4 separate regions of the Homo sapiens genome follow, and regions 2, 3 and 4 are each linked to region 1. The links are chromatin contacts, found by Hi-C or POLR2A ChIA-PET in ENCODE. All regions are on one chromosome and are shown on one strand. The core of a region is the stretch at or near the end of the contact, and the rest is flanking DNA. Distances in the headings are between cores, read along the strand shown. Region 1 holds the start of ACYP2 (acylphosphatase 2). Region 2 overlaps ACYP2 (acylphosphatase 2). Region 3 has its middle 43 kb from the start of PSME4. Region 4 overlaps ACYP2 (acylphosphatase 2).

Evidence for each region. Hi-C counts contacts between places; a loop is a spot of excess contacts on that map. ChIA-PET counts read pairs that join two places held with the same protein, here RNA polymerase II (POLR2A). Pooled maps may share reads with other maps.
Region 2: POLR2A ChIA-PET joins it to region 1 with 20 read pairs in activated naive CD4-positive, alpha-beta T cell. The contact joins the enhancer-like site here to the promoter of ACYP2 in region 1. POLR2A ChIA-PET finds 5 or more read pairs at or near these places in 4 of 52 experiments (AG04449, HepG2, activated T-cell and 1 more).
Region 3: a loop to region 1 is called in a pooled map, with 2.8 times the contacts of the local background. The contact joins the enhancer-like site here to the promoter of ACYP2 in region 1. A Hi-C loop is called at or near these places in 2 of 50 pooled maps. POLR2A ChIA-PET finds 5 or more read pairs at or near these places in 3 of 52 experiments (B cell, OCI-LY7 and activated naive CD8-positive, alpha-beta T cell).
Region 4: POLR2A ChIA-PET joins it to region 1 with 17 read pairs in H1. The contact joins the enhancer-like site here to the promoter of ACYP2 in region 1. A Hi-C loop is called at or near these places in 3 of 168 maps with a recorded cell type or tissue (G401, endothelial cell of hepatic sinusoid and head of caudate nucleus) and 3 of 50 pooled maps. POLR2A ChIA-PET finds 5 or more read pairs at or near these places in 5 of 52 experiments (AG04449, Caco-2, H1 and 2 more).

The regions. Positions count from the first base shown.
Region 1 is chr2:54,114,342-54,116,872 of GRCh38, forward strand. It overlaps ACYP2 (acylphosphatase 2), which reads left to right and starts at 1,274. Exons shown (of 4, transcript NM_138448.4): 1 at 1,274-1,415. The coding sequence starts at 1,358. RefSeq lists silencers at 1,103-1,172, 1,663-1,722.
Region 2 is chr2:54,227,818-54,230,348 of GRCh38, forward strand. The region is part of intron 3 of ACYP2 (acylphosphatase 2); the gene reads left to right. Among named protein-coding and RNA genes, the nearest start is that of TSPYL6, 27 kb to the right of the region's middle. Within about 2 kb of position 1,265, at least 5 of the 41 ENCODE cell types and tissues checked have a DNase peak (open chromatin) inside an H3K27ac peak, as active enhancers do.
Region 3 is chr2:54,012,836-54,015,366 of GRCh38, forward strand. It overlaps a transcript of ACYP2 not described here. Among named protein-coding and RNA genes, the nearest start is that of PSME4, 43 kb to the left of the region's middle. Within about 2 kb of position 1,261, at least 5 of the 41 ENCODE cell types and tissues checked have a DNase peak (open chromatin) inside an H3K27ac peak, as active enhancers do; they include B cell, where a contact is called at or near this core.
Region 4 is chr2:54,207,203-54,209,733 of GRCh38, forward strand. All of the region lies in intron 3 of ACYP2 (acylphosphatase 2), which reads left to right. Among named protein-coding and RNA genes, the nearest start is that of TSPYL6, 48 kb to the right of the region's middle. Within about 2 kb of position 1,260, at least 2 of the 41 ENCODE cell types and tissues checked have a DNase peak (open chromatin) inside an H3K27ac peak, as active enhancers do.

The DNA.
Region 1 (2,531 bases), core at 24-2,523:
TAGGCAATTGGGATGTTGCTGAGAATAATCAAGACAATCAAAAAAAAAAAAAAAAAAAAAGGTCGGGTGTGGTGGCTCACACCTGTAATCCCAGCACTTTGGGAGGCCGAGGCAGGTGGATCACCTGAGGTCAGGAGTTTGAGACTAGCCTGGACAACATGGTGAAACCCCGTCTCCACTAAAAATACAAAAATTAGCTGGGTGAGGTGGCGCATGCCTGTAATCCCAGCTACTTGGAAGGCTGAGGCAGGACAATTTCTTGAACCTGGGAGGTGGAGGCTGCTGTGAGCTGAGATTGCACTACTGCACTCCAGTCTGGGAGACAAGAGCGAAACTCCGTCTCAAAACAACAGCAACAAACCCACACCAAAAAAACTGTATGAACAGCAGACAAGATGACTACAGTGTTTTTCTTTTGTCTGTTTCCACTAGCATAAAAGACTTCATATTTTTAAAAAGTTTCTTATCCCAGAAAATATCACAATCCGTTTAGAATACGAGTTCAGGCTCAATTCCTTCCTGACTGTACAGAAGAGCTCAAGATGTTGCAGACCTTATCTTAAAAGCTGGCTTGGTAGTCACCTAAACATTTCATAAATAATTTACTAACTCTCAAAACACTAAACACGCAGGCCCTTGATTTCAAAAGCCAATCTTGCTGGGATGGAGTGGGGTGGGGGACCTGGGATGGGGGATGAAAGGGGTTGGAAATGGGGAGATATTGGTCAAAGGGTACAAAGTTTCAGTTAGTGTGAATAATAAGTTCTGAAGATCTGTTGTCTAACATGGTGACTGCGATAAATGTATTGTGTCCTTAAAAATTGATGAGAGTAGATCTTAAATGTTCTCTTCATTAAAAAATGGTGCAATGGATACGTTAATTTCATTGATGTAATCATTTCACAATGCATACATATGTCAAAACATCACCTTGTACACCACAAATATACCCAACTTTTATTTGTCAATTACACTTTAATAAAGCTGGGGGAAGCCACTCTTTTTTTGGGCACAGCATCCGGCTTTTATTTACTAACTTTGAGAACAGAGTACCTTGATCAATTAAATGGTAGGGAGCGCTGTGGAGACAGCATCCTCCCCAGTCCGGGAAGAGAGGCCTAGGATGCCTGGGGCCCAGCGGCCTCTTCCCTCCTGGCGTCCCCGGCTGCCCTCGCTCCCAGGCCCCGCAGTCTCATTTGCCGCTTCCGACGCGTGACCCCGGCGCGCTAGCGTCCGGGACCGGTGACAGGCGCGGGGTGCGCCAAGCAGTCCCATGTGTCCCCTCCCTCTCGCAGCCGCCGCAGTCGCTGCGCCCCGAGCCCCTCTCCGGCTCCTCAACAGAGGGCTCGCCGCCGCCATGTCTACCGCCCAGTCACTCAAATCCGTGGACTACGAGGTGTTCGGAAGAGTGCAGGGTAGGAGGCCCCTCTACGGTGGGAGATCAAAAAGGTTATGGGAGGAAGGGGAGAAAGCTGTGAGAAGCGCCTCCCACCTAAAGTATGCCTTTTCCCGTTGTGGCTGGGACTTCCGCTCCGCCATGACACAGCAGCGGCGGCGGGGAGGGAGGCGAAACGCGCATGCGCCCGAGGACTTGGACGGGCGGAAGTACGGGAATGGGGAGGGAAGTGGGGGAGCGGGAGAGGAGGGGTCAGGGGACTGCTGAGGACCAGAAGTGGGCGGCTGCTGGGTGCGGGAGTAAGCGGCACGGGGGAATGTTGAAGTTGGGTAGGAAAAGAAGAGGGTCTTTTAACTAGTGGTCTCGTTGCTTGCCACTGAAGCTACCTGGGCTTGACTTGAGTTTTAGGAAGGACACTTAGATGGTTTAAGGTTAATTTTTCAGAGGTCAAACCTTTTTTTAGACCTCTTTGTAGCTCTTAAAAGAATGAAATTGTTATCTAATTTTTGTTTCATCCTAAGTTTAAGTAGTTGCCAAGTTTGTAATGTCTGGCTTGTTGAAAATATTGATATTTATAAATGAAAATATTAAGTCACTCTGAGATTTATGCAATGGAATATAAATAGGGTAGTGATTTAACATCCACCATCTTCATTTAAAATAAAACTCTTCAACAATGGGAAATTTTACTCATTTCTTTTCCTCTTTGAATTTGATTTTCATTTCACTTTTCCCACCGAATTACCCCATTGTTTTGCTTGAGGGTTTTTTTTTTTTTTTTGCTCACCCTATCATACTTTTCTGCAATATGTATATGTACATATATGCACATGTATGAATAAGTGTAATGCTTTTTCTTAATTTCCTTTGACAATAAGGCTCTCTTAGAAACAAATGCTGGTTCTTTGGTGCCAAAAAGAAGAACTAGCGCTCAAAGAATTTTCTCAGCAAGGCAATTTTACCTCTATAGAAGGGTGCGACTCGCGGATGAAGCAATGGCAACGGCACACCTGAACAGGGGAGGGGAAGGGGTTCTTATTCCTGATGCAGGTAGCCTCTACTGCTGTGTCTTTCCCCTACTGGCTAGGGTTGGACCGCACAGTCTAAGCTAATTCCGACTGGCTATTTTAAAGAG
Region 2 (2,531 bases), core at 15-2,514, 110 kb after region 1:
CATTGCATAGAATAGGAACTGAATCATGTAAATCAATGCTACATCATTTGAAGTCTTGCAGGAATGGACAAGACCAGTACTCAAAGCTAACAATATTTTGGCCTGATTTTACATAACTTTCAAATCATCTTCTCAGAAAGCTAAACCCCAGCTGCTCTTCAAGATAAGCCATGATGACAGAGTAGCTATAAAAGTAGTGTCTCATAGATAAAGAGAAGTATGAACAGGTTCAGGCTGGCTGAATAATAGCCCTTTTCTCTTTGAAAGGAAATGGAAGGAATGTAGCTGTATTTGCAGGTAATGAATTTCAATCCCTTATTACTTTCTTTGGGACACATTTACTACACACTGCATTAGGAAGGAGGAATTTACATTTAAGTATGGAAGTGGATCAGAAATTAGTAGATATATAAGATCAGGCAGATCTTTATCATTGAGCAAAGGTCTAAAGATAGTAGTGCAGTCTGTAATTCTGTAAGTGGATATATTGGAACCATAACAACAGCAACAGCTAACATTTATTAAGTGCTCATTATTTATTAGATACAGTATTATGTATCATCTGTTATTCATGTGTAAGGCAGGTAGTGTCTTTATTCCCATTTTGGAGATGAAGAAATCAAGGTATACAGTAGTTAAGAAACTTACTTAAGGTCATACGATCTGTGCTAGCTTTCAGATTCAGGGAACTTGACTTCAGAAACCATACTCTTAACCAGTATGCCAAACCACCTTCTATGAATTTGAAACCACCTCCCATGAATTGATGAATTCATAATTCATCAGTTGGTGTTAATGGAAGTGGTGGAATATAGCCCTGAGGCCAAGTTCTAAATTGTTTAGGAAGTGACCCAAATACTGAGATAATCATAACAAAAAAAGAGGAGAGAAAAGAAAAAAAAGGAAGGAAGGGAGGGAGGGAGAGAAAGAAAAAGTCCATTCCAACAGGCACTGGGTATTGGATATTATGGGAGTCTCCCATAAAGTATAAGGGGCCCATAACCAGGGGACTGAGACTTCACAGTAAGGAACCCAGCCAGTAGAAACTGGGATACAGGGCAAGGAAACTTTCCAGTAACAGTGGACTGGAATAAAATCAGAGCAAAATCAGAGATAAAATAATTCAAAGTAGAGGCAGCATTTCTTGACAAAAGATTTCTTATGTTATCTCCCCTACTGAGGGCTGAAGTTGGCCCCAGAGTGAGATGCATAGTTATAAGTCAGGGTTAATGTAATAGATTCAGCTCAGAGGCAAACAGAAGCAAGGGCACCGAGCCAGGTAGGCCATTACAAAATGGCCCAACTGGGTTAGAGTTCCAGGCAAGAGACTTATTTTCCTAACTTTACTAACATTATTTCTCCATTGTGGCAGCTCCCGCTTCTGTGGGACATGGCATCATGTAGCAGTGACATTAGATACCCAAAGACTGTGGAACAGGGAGATGAAGTTTCATAACATAATTACAAAATTTAACAGCACCCTTTCACATATTTTATGGCCCAATCTATGTTGTTATTCTTTTATTATTTTTTAAGAAATGTAGTATGTTATGTAATATACTGATTGCAGAGTTCACGAAGCCATTTGGGAGATTACTGGGAGGAATAATTTGATATGAAATTATTATTTAATTATATCACTTTCTTATTCTGTCTTATACTAACTTTTGCAGAATGTATATTATTTGGAGAGCCTTGTTTGATATCCTTAACAGACAGAGTAAACATTCAAGATAGTACTTTTAGGAGAGTAGTTTGAATAGTTTTCATTTGCTAATTCCATCCTCTTTTTTCTGTGAAAGAGAAAAACAAAAACATTTTATTTTGTTTTCTTTCATGTAGTGTTTATCCATTGCCTCCATATTTTATAACAGCACCAAAGACTAGTTTTTCTGTTCTGTTTAAAGCTCATAGTTTCTTAGAACTAGTTGTAAATACTGTTAAGAGTCCCCCAAACAGTTTTTTAAGAACCTAATTTAGTTTCATTTGTACTAAGAAGCTGTTTTCTAGATGACTAACATCATATAGTGTTGTTTCCATCAAAAATATTAGTCTGGCATTTGTCATGTTCTGTCCACTAAATAGCTTTGTTATTATTGAGGTCTAAGCTCTGATTTTTTATCTTATCCAAATTCCTACCTTAGGGGTCTAGGGAGTCATGTCCTACAAACCATAAATTCTCATGAGATGGGTTTTATTTGACCCTATATATTGTGACTTACTTTTCAGTCTGACTCTGGCATAACATTATGAGACAAGGAAAAAATATTTAACCCCAAAATATATTTCCTTGTTATACCTTGAAATTGCCCTGCAAAGTTTCTTGTGGGAAAAATCCACATTCTATAGAGAATCCCCTTCCCCTTTTGTTTTCCTTCCTTTCTTTCCAGATACAGGAGTTAATCAACTAAGAGGTAGGCACCCTTTTAAGTCCCAAAAGAAACAATTTACAACCCCCGCTCTCTCTGAAGTCTGCTATCTGAGAGCTTCCTCTGCACAATAAAAGTTGGTCTCCACAATCCTTTACCTTT
Region 3 (2,531 bases), core at 11-2,510, 100 kb before region 1:
GTGGCTTCCCATCTCGTTCAGAGTGAAAGCTGGTGTTCACAGTAGCCTACAAGGCCCTGAGTGCTCTGACCTGTCTTCTTCTCTGATCTCACCTCCCACTCTCCCTCTCCCTCTGCTCTAGTTACGCCAGCTCTTAGCTGTTCCTTGAATATGCCAAGATGCTCTTACCTCAAGACGTGCACTGTCGTTGCAGGAAACACATTTCGCAGATATATCTATCTGCATGCATGACACGGTCCCTCACCCCTTCAAGGTTTTGCTCAAAATGTCACTTTCTCAGGGAGGCTTTCTCTGAGCTCCTTTTAAATTCAACTCTCCCCACCTGCCCCCACCCCCCGCCCCAGCTTCCACATCCTCAGCAATTTCTGTTCCCTTCCCCTGCCATGTTTTGGTCAATATAACATTTACCACCATCTAATATGTGTGTGTGTGTGTGTGTGTGTGTGTGTGTGTGTGTGTGTGTGTGTGTGTGTGTGTGTGTTTTGAGACAGAGTCTTGCTCTGTTGCCCGGCTGGGGTGCAATGTCACAATCTCGGCTCACTGCAACCTGTGCCTGCCAGGTCCAACCGATTCTTCTGCCTCAGCCTCCCAAGTAGCTGGGATTAGAGGCATGCACTACCATGCCCAGCTAATTTTGTATTTTTAGTAGAGACGCGGTTTCATCATGTTGGCCAGGCTGGTCTTGAACTCCTGACCTCAGGTGATCCACCCACCTCGTCCTTCCAAAGTGCTGGGATTACAGGCATGAGCCACTGCGCACGGCCACCATCTAATAAACTTTAACCGATGTATTATTTATTGCCTGCACTTCTATACAAATCCTTGACTGTAAGTTCTATGACGAGTTTATTTAACAGTTCCAGACACAGAGAAGCACTACAAGAGAGAAAAAAGAAAAAAAAAAAAAAGAGAGAGAGAGGTGAGTGAATTCAGTTAGTAGTTAGCCTGAGAAATGAGAAATTGTACTAAATGAAGTGACACACTGGGAACACTGGATAACAATTTGTGGTTACAATGGAAGGCTTAAGAAACTCAGTGGAGGCTGGGTGTGGTGGCTCACACCTGTAATTCCACCACTTTGGGAGGCTGAGGTGGGCAGATCACTTGAGGTCAGGAGTTCGAGACCAGCCTGGCCAACGTGGTGAAGCCCCTTCTCCACTAAAAATACAAACATTAGCCGGGAGTGGTGGCAGGCACTTGTAATCCCAGATACCCAGGAGGCTGAGGCAGGGGAATCGCTTGAACCTGGGAGGCGGAAATTGCAGTGAGCTGAGATCGCACTGTTGCACTCCAGCCTGGCAGACAAGAGCAAAAAAACTCCGTCTGAAAAAAAAAAAGAAAGAAACTCAGTAAAATTAAGGCAGGCAGGGCAGGTTGGGGAATGCAAACCTTTCAGTTTCTGTGGTTTTCCTTCCTCTTCATCTCCTGCAGTGAAGATGAGGGTGGGGCTAGGGTCAGGATTATCTTCACTTTATTTCTTTTTTTACCTTTCTTTCTTTCTTTTTTTGAGATGAAGTCTCACTTTGTCACCCAGGCTGCAGTGGCACGAACTTGGCTCACTGCAACCTCCACCTCCCCATTTCAGGCAATTCTCCTGCCTCATCCTCCCGAGTAGCTGAGATTACAGGTACCCACCACCAGGCCTGGCTAATTTTTTGTATTTTTAGTAGAGACAGGGTTTCACCACGTTGGCCAGGCTGGTCTCAAACTCCTGACCTTAAGTGATCCGCCCACCTTGGCCTCCCAAAGTGCTGGGATTACAGGCTTGAGCCACCGCTCCCAGCCGTCCCCTATGCCTTTTTTAAATAAGCTCTTTTTATTTCAGCTGGTTGAGTGAGAAATGCTTGTTCCTTGCAAATAAATGAGCAAACTATAATAATAAATTTGTAAAAAAAAAATTTTTTTTCTTTTTTGTTTCTTTTTATTTATTTATTTATCTTTCAAGACAGGGTCTTGCTCTGTCCCCTGGGCTGGAGTACAGTGGTGCAATCATGGCTTACAGCAATCTCGGACTCTTGGCCTCAAGCAGTCCTCCCACCTCAGCCTCTCAAAGTGCTGAGATTACTGGTGTGAGCCACTGTATCTGGCCCCCCATGTTTTTGGTGTATTTTCTCTTTCTACTTCAATATTATATTGTAGTAGATGCCTTGAATTTAGGACAATATCCTAATCTTTGGCTACTCAAAGTGGGGTCTGGGGAGCAGCAGTATACTAGCTATCACTGGGAGTGAGTTAGAAAGTCAGAGTCTTGCTGGGCGTGGTAGCTCATGCCTGTAATCCCAGCACTTTGGGAGGCTGAGGCGGGCAGATCACTTGAGGTCAGGTATTTGAGATCAGCCTGGGCAACATGGTGAAAACCTGTCTCTGATAAAAAAGATAAGTAAATAAATTACAGGCGGGTGTGGTGGCTCACGCCTGTAATCCCAAGCACTCTGGGAGGCCGAGGCGAGCAGATCATGTGAGGACGGGAGTTCAAGACCAGCCTGATCATGGAGAAACCCTGTCTCTACTAAAAATACAAAATTAGCCAG
Region 4 (2,531 bases), core at 10-2,509, 93 kb after region 1:
GTGTATAAAGAGAATGTGAGGAAATGGCTCATGCAATTATGATGGTGGGCAAGTTGGAATTTGTAGGGAAGGCTGGCAGGCTAGAAATTCAAGTAAGAGTTGATATTGTAGTCTTGATTCTGAAGCCTGGAAATGGTTAGAACTTCTATGTTGTAGTCTGGAGGCAGAATTTCCTCTCTCAGAAGCCTCAGTCTTTGTTCTTTAAGTTCTTCAATTGGTTGGGTGACACCCACCCACATTATGGAGGGTAATTTGCTTTACTTAAATTCAACTGATTGTAAATGTTAATCATATCTACAAAATACTTTTACAGCAACTTCTAGACTAAAATTTGACCAAACAATTAAGCACCATAGTCTAGCCAAGTTGACACATAAAATGTAACATCACAGGCCTCTTGCATATGTTATTGTCAGTAAGCCAAATTAAAGATAATGGTAGCTAGCATTTTTACTAACTTGGATTCAATATTTAGTGCAACTCTGCAGTAATAAAGATGTGAATTATACTGTAGCACTCCAAAATTGAGTGAATAGGACATGAAACAAAAGCCATGAACCATGATTCTTATCAGTTTGGATTTTTTCCAGAACATTTTTTGAGTCGGTCTTCTGCAATGGTATTGTTCTAGTTTGTTCTTTGAAACTCAGCTTTCAAGTTCTGTGTGTGCATTCAATATTGGGCAATTTTGAACGCATACTTAGAAGAGCGGCCAAAATGTAGATTAGAGAGAGAAGGTCAAACAACTTCTCATCCTGTGCAATTTCTGCAATCCTAAGCCTGTTATAACACAGAGTGTTCCAGGACCTCCCACAGATCCATGAAATGTATTCTCTGGGTTATGGTCTGCATGTGATTTGCTGTTCCTTGATGTCAAGCTTGCTGTTCATCTGACCCTCAAGATCCAGTCAGAGTCTTCAGTCACACTCACCCTCTAATTTTTTTGTATGTGTGTCACCAAGTTTTTGTCTTCTGTAATTCAGTTCACACTAAAAAAAAAAAAACTTTTTATTTCCCCCCTATATCCCTAAAGTGGTTCTTCCTCTTTCCCTCCCCTCTTCTTCCCTCTGTCTCTCTGATTTCTCAGTTTGATCCTGATGTGAATAACATACTACCCTTAGTCTTACATTTCTAATTTTTACTTTCTGTGGGAAACTTCCATCTATGTTTTTCTTTTTTCTTTTTTAAATCCTTAGCATAGTAAATGGAGGTTTGTTGTGTGGGTGTGGGAGCCGGGGGTGCAGGGGGTGGGATGTTTCTTTTTAATTGTTAGAGCTTGATCTCTACATGACTTTCCATTAGCTTGGAATCATGTGACTCCCAGGGTTGGGCAGGAAATTAGCTTTTGTCCAGAAGAGCAGGATACAACAAAAATTATTTTCTTAGCTCCAAAGGCCTCTTTGCTGCAGAAGCCCAAATTGAAAGAGTGGCTTAGTGATTCACTTAAGTCATTAGACAGCCTGCTGATAAGAATTAGTTTAGATTTTGAAAAAAAAGGGAGACTTTTTTTTTTCAGGGCTAAGTATAGGTCTCAGTTATAGAGAAAAGTAAGAGGAAAAATTGTCATATGCATACAGTATTACATAATATTCTATGTCATAAATCAAATTTTATGGGAGTAGGCATTTGTTGCATTGTGTCCTCATACCCAATTGTGTGATTGTGTGTGTGTGTGCATATATGTTCATTGAGGCAATTTGTAATAGAAAGTTTATTGGATTTTACTTTGATTTCTCCTTTATTAAAGTATTGAGGAAATGACAAAAACAATTCTTTGCTTTTACTTTTTTTTTTTGGCAAGCTCCACTTTTAAAACTGTTTATTTTTACAGATGTATTTCATCAGTTCTTAAGAATGAAGCTAGGAATGTTTGCTGGCTTCTCAGTTAGTACCACCCAGAAACTGAAAAAAATCTGTTTTCTTAAAATATGACATTGGGGGGAAGTAGAGAAACTTTTCATTTTTGTGACCTATTGGATTTAAAAAAATATATTTAAATAATGCATTTTTAATATTGCTGTTTAATGTACTGCTTATCTTAATTCCATATTGCTTTCTGACTCTTGGTTGTTGTACTTATTATTTTATAGTTAATAATTGTAATGGAAGGGGGATAAAAGTTCATGTTTTATTTTCTCTGGAAAATTTGAATACCCTGTCCATCCTAGAATTGTTTCTTATTCAGAGAGCCTCCTCCAGGTAAGTCTCCAAGAATTTTGACACTTAATAATCAAGTGTGACTCTCTGATCAGTCAACAAGTACACTTCTTATAAGGTATGTCTTAAAATAACAATATTAAGACATTGTTTGGACTCATTTTCTTTGGACCAGACTAGAATAAGCTGAGTGAGAAAATGACCTGGAATGGTTCATTCCTTCATTTCGCAAACATTTATTACGCTTCTCAGTTGTAACAGGTGTTGGCACCGTCCTATCTCTTCAGAAACTGACAGTTCAGTTTGAGACAAAAAATGAAAGCATTTACAATTCAGTATAGAGACTGTTAAAAAAGGGGTTCCTTTTCCTGATT